2 separate regions of the Homo sapiens genome follow, and region 1 is linked to region 2. The links are chromatin loops, found by intact Hi-C in ENCODE. Cell type or tissue: uterus. All regions are shown on one strand.

Evidence for each region. Peaks named below come from ENCODE experiments on the same cell type or tissue, not always from the same donor. Only the 100,000 strongest peaks of a DNase experiment are listed, where the experiment ranks them.
Region 1: it touches region 2 in a loop (4-fold over the local background); 56 of 110 quality-filtered maps call a loop at or near these places.

Annotation. Positions count from the first base shown.
Region 1 is chr2:10,143,264-10,145,763 of GRCh38, reverse strand. It overlaps a transcript of RRM2 not described here. Among named protein-coding and RNA genes, the nearest start is that of RRM2, 22 kb to the right of the region's middle. RefSeq lists an enhancer at 2,434-2,500. In uterus, no CTCF peak of the experiment used is centred here; a DNase peak (open chromatin) is centred at 1,253; H3K27ac peaks cover 1,153 bases.
Region 2 is chr2:10,416,118-10,418,617 of GRCh38, reverse strand. The region is part of intron 2 of HPCAL1 (hippocalcin like 1); the gene reads right to left. It overlaps LOC124905972 (a long non-coding RNA gene), which reads left to right and starts at 153. Exons shown (of 3, transcript XR_007086211.1): 1 at 153-2,500. In uterus, no CTCF peak of the experiment used is centred here; no DNase peak of the experiment used is centred here.

The DNA of each region.
Region 1 (2,500 bases), 270 kb after region 2:
CTGGATCCTCAACACGCCTCACGATGACAGGACCCCTCTTGCTGCTTAGGGAGCTGCCCCAAGTCTCTTGAGGCCTGGGGCCCAGGACCACTGAGGTGGGGTCTTCACTGCGGAGTCCCTGGGGTCTGCCCCAGGCCCACTGTCTGGCACCCACGTCTCATCCTAGCTGGACTCACAGCAGCCTCTGCCTGGGTTCCCGCCTCAGTCTCCCTCTTGCCAATCCAGTGTTGTTCTAACTGCAGATCAAAAATATTCAGGGAGAGAGGAAGCCAATGTAGAGGATTGCAAACAGCATTGTTCATAGAACAAATGAGCCAGAATAGAAGCAGAACAGAACACGCCAGAACGAGCTGCACATGGCAAGGGCGACTGCAGCTCACAAGCCTGGGCTGCGAGTGTGCACACTAGGTCTCTATGTATGGGAATTTGAGAAAGTTTGAATGACGTGGCTCTAACTCACCACCGTGCCACTCCCCAGTTACAACTTTCGGGATGGACTTCAGACCCCTCAGCACAGCACTAAAAACCCCTCCAGACCTGGCCCCTGTCTACCCACCCACCTGGCCCACAGCCAACTCCAACCACACTGAGCCACTGGGTACTGCAAACTCTGCCAGGAGCTCCCATACCTGCCTGGAATGCAAGAGCCTCCCTCCTCTCTCCAGGCCTCCTTCCCTCCCTCCTTTCCCTCCCGCAGCTTCCACTCTCCCACAGACTCCTACAGATCCCTTACCCTTCAAGGGAAAGGCCACCTCCTCTTTGGTGTCTCCCTGATTCCCCAGCAGCCTTGGGGGCTCCCGGCCCGGTGCTCATGCTACATGGTGTACACTTTGCATAACACGGTCACCCCCACCAGCCAGTGGGGTCATTGTTTTCATGCCTCCCCGCCCTTCCCCCAGTGGGCAGCTAGGACTTCCCTCGAGGGGCTGGCTGAGCTCCTTGGTGCTCAATGTCGTACCATTTACTGACGGCAAGTGCAGGCTGACACCGGGGCCTCTCCCAGGTGACCCTCTCCACATGCTGACCCTCCCTGGGTAAAGACAACCTCCTAGATTCTATAGAAGCAAAGATATAAATATCTCCGGAGCCCTTCCGTTCAAAAGGAAGTAGAAGCCCTACAATTTCTCAACAACTTGGCTATTAAAAATAGGAATTCCACCTACACACCAGAACAGTTTGTTGCGGATCATGGAAGGGCCAGAATCGTGAGGTCACATGTGTTTGGGACTGAGAAAGCTGCTGGACCCAAAAGCTGAGCACTGTAAGAAGGCAGGCAGCTGTCTGCAGCTGGTGCTACAGCCCCGAGGCCCCAGAAATCTCTAGAACCACAGGGATGCCGAATGGTACTCTGCCAAGAGTTTTATAAAACTCACTTCCCCACCACATCATGTGAACATCTGCACAGCACAGGTTCCAAAGGAAATTGAAAAAGAAATAAATCGTGCATTAGCAAGCGTATCTGAGACCTCGTCTCTGACCTTGGAAGAGTGTGAGGAGATGCCTCAGACGCCGGCTCCTGCTGCCACCTCCTCCCACTCCCCGTCCTCAAAACAGAGCCCCAGACCCGGCCCAGAGTTGGGGTCCCCTGAGGATTCAGTCTTCCACATTCATTTCCTGGCCCTCAAGGCCTGAAGCTCCATCCTTCCGCTACCCCCTTGGGTTACAGGAGAGTCCCCAACAGGCGCTGTGCGTGAATAGTGATGGCAGAGCGGACATGCATTCTGTCAGATCCACAGCCACTCCAGAGACAGCCTTGGTGGAGACGGGAGAGGAGGAAGGGGAAGAAAGTGGGCAGAGGGGCCGGGTGTGGTGGCTCACGCCTGTAATCCCAGCACTTTGGGAGGCCAAGGCGGGCGGATCACAAGATCAAGGGATCGAGACCATCCTGGCCAACATGGTGAAACCCCGTCTCTACTACAAATACAAAAATTAGCTGGACACGGTGGTGCACACCTGTAGTCCCAGCTACTCGAGAGGCTGAGGCAGGAGAATTGCTTGAACCCAGGAGGCGGAGGTTGCAGTGAGCCAAGATCGTACCACTGTACCACCTGGCGACAGAGCAAGACTCCGTCTCAAAGAAAAAAAAAAATTGTGCAGAGGTAGCGAGCCCCACTGATGACTCCCACTCTGGGGGCCAGGGACTCCAGTCATGATCTCAACCAGGCCCCCCCAGTGCAACCTGCACGTTACCGTGTCAGACACAGCAGCTTCCCCTGCGGGTCACTCACTCGCTCATTCATTCAACAACACTGAGAGTGCCTGGCCAGGTGCTGGCTGAGCACACCGGAGGACACGGACCCCATCCCTGCCCTCAGGGCACTCAGCTGGAACAAGGCATCAGAAAAGTGTACGATTCTGTGCACTTTGGATAGTATGAAAAAGCGAAGTGGTAAACACTTGGGGCCATGAGGGCTCTGAGGAGGCCCCTAATCTGGCCTCACTGGGTCTGAGGAGGTTCCCAGGGAAAGTGACCTGTAAGTTGAGACCTGAAAGATCAGGA
Region 2 (2,500 bases):
TCCTACCCTAGCCACAGTGGCAACCACTTTGAACTCTGTGTTTGTGAATTCTAAACAGTAGGCACCAGCTCTCCATTATGAAAGGTAAGACAGACCACCCACACTGCCCACCACTTCCTTTCTTCTCTGCCTCTATCCCAGGGTTGTTTTTTTTTTTTTTTTTTTTTTTTTGAGATGGAGTCTCACTGTGTTGCCCTTCCAGGCACTTATGAGGAGTGTGCAGTGGTGTGATCTCGGCTCACTGCAACCTCCACCTCCTGGGTTCAAGCAATCCTCCCAACTCAGCCTCCTGAGTAGCTAGGATTATAGGCATGCACCACCACACCTGGCTATTTATTTATTTATTTATTTATGTATTTTTAGTAGAGACAGGGTTTCACACTATGTTGGCCAGGTTGGTCTCAAACTCCTGACCTCAAGTGATTCGCCTGCCTTGGCCTCTCAAAGTGTTAGGAGTATAGGCATAAGCCACCACGCCCAGCCCATCCCAGGTTTTATAGTACATACATGTTTTTGTTTTTACTTATCCTCTCTATATCAATCAATCAATCTATCTATCTATTTTTTATTTATTTATTTTTTGAGACAGGCTCTCACTCTGTCACCCAGGCTGCAGTGTGTGATCATGACTCACTGAAGCCTTGACCTCCGGTGCTCAAGTGATCCTCCCACCTCAGTCTCCTGAGTAGCTGAGACTATGGGCACACACCACCACACCCAGTTAATTTTTTTTTTTTTTGTAGAAACAGGGCCTCACTATTTTGCCCAGGCCAGTCTCAAGCTCCTAGCTTCAAGCAGTCCTCCCACCTTGACCTCCCAATGTGTTGGGACTACAGCCGTGAGCCAAGATGCCAGGTGTTTTTACTTATCTTTATGACTTTATCTTTCAAAATTCCAAACACACATTCACCTTGACCCAGCCATCCCACTTCCAGAAACATCTAATGATACTCCCACCTGTGCAAATAATCTGTGCAGGTGGCCATTGCCTACGTGGTCTGTAACAGCAAACTACTCAGGTGCCCATCTTACGTACTCATAAGAAATAATCTTCAAGGTGTATTTTTATGTGAAAAGAGAAGCTGCACAACAGCAAGCAGAGCTTGTTACCATTTATGAGAAAAGAAGACAAACATACGTGCTTGTGTGTTTGTGCTCTGGAAGGGCTTATGAGGAAAGAATAACATTGGCCGGGAGGGAGAGAGACGGCTGGGTGGACATGGGCCCTGGGGACTTTTTTTTTTGTTTTTTTTTGAGAGGGAGTTTCGCTCTTGTCACCCAGGTTGGAGTGCAATGGAGCGATCTCAGCTCACTGCAACCTCCGCCTCCTGGGTTCAAGCGATTCTTGTGCCTCAGCCTCCCAAGTAGCTGGAATTACAGGTATGCACCACCATGCCCAGCTAATTTTTGTATTTTTAGTAGAGATGGGGTTTCACCATGTTGGCCAACCTGGTCTCGAACTCCTGACTTCAGGTGATCCACCTGCCTCAGCCTCCCAATGTGCTGGGATTACAGGTGTGAGCCACTGTGCCCAGCCCCTGGGGACTTTTTATTAAGAGAGAGGATTCTTCTCTCCTCCTGGCCAGTTAAGCCCAGCTCTGGATATGCAGCCACAGGAGGCCAGCCTCTCCAACTGCAGTTTGCCCCAGACGAGGACAAGCATGGCCCCTGTTTCATGGAGGAGTTGAGGAATCACATCAGACTCAGAACAATGTGCAGATAGGGGACCCCTGCACCCCCTGCCTCCATCATCCAGAAATATGACCCACCCTGGGGCTTGGGGATGACGCCTGCCAGCATGCTCTAAAGGGCTCAAAAAAGTCCTGGTTCTAACATGCAGCTAGTTCACTTTAGAAACTCAATTAATTCACAAGAGGAAATGGCCATAGAGATTTCTACATGGAAAAAAAAAAAAAGGGAATGTAAAATCAGAAGATCACTACTACCAAAATACCTGACAGAAGAGAAAAAACAACAAAGATGCTACTGAGGTTTTTGGTTTGTTTGTAGAGATAGGGATCTTGCTATGTTGCCCAGGTTGCTCGAACTCCTGGCCCCAAAGTGATCCTCCCACTTTGGCCTCCCAGAGTGCCTGACAAGACTGCTATCCTGTTGGAAGAGCTCTGGACCTGGCTTGGAGATGTGGGCTCCCTCTGGATTCTGCTGTCACTGACAGCTCTCGGGTCTCACCCAGGTGAGCTCTGGACTCCTTCCTGTGTTGCCTTGGCGGATCCCAGACAGCTCTGTGCCCAGAAAGCCCCCCTCCGGCTGTCAGGGCTGTGTCCCCCAGAACTGCACAGTGCCCAGGGCATCGCTCACTGGGGCAGTTCCACTTCCTAGGCCCAGATGCATGGGTTGAATCATGGCCCGCCTAAAAGATGTTGAAGTCCTAACTCCCAGTATCTGTGAATGTGAATTAGGGTCTTTGCAAGGACCTATTTGCAAAGGTAGCCTGAGGACCTGAGGTTACCTTGACTGCCGCTAAGCCCTGAGGTGGTGG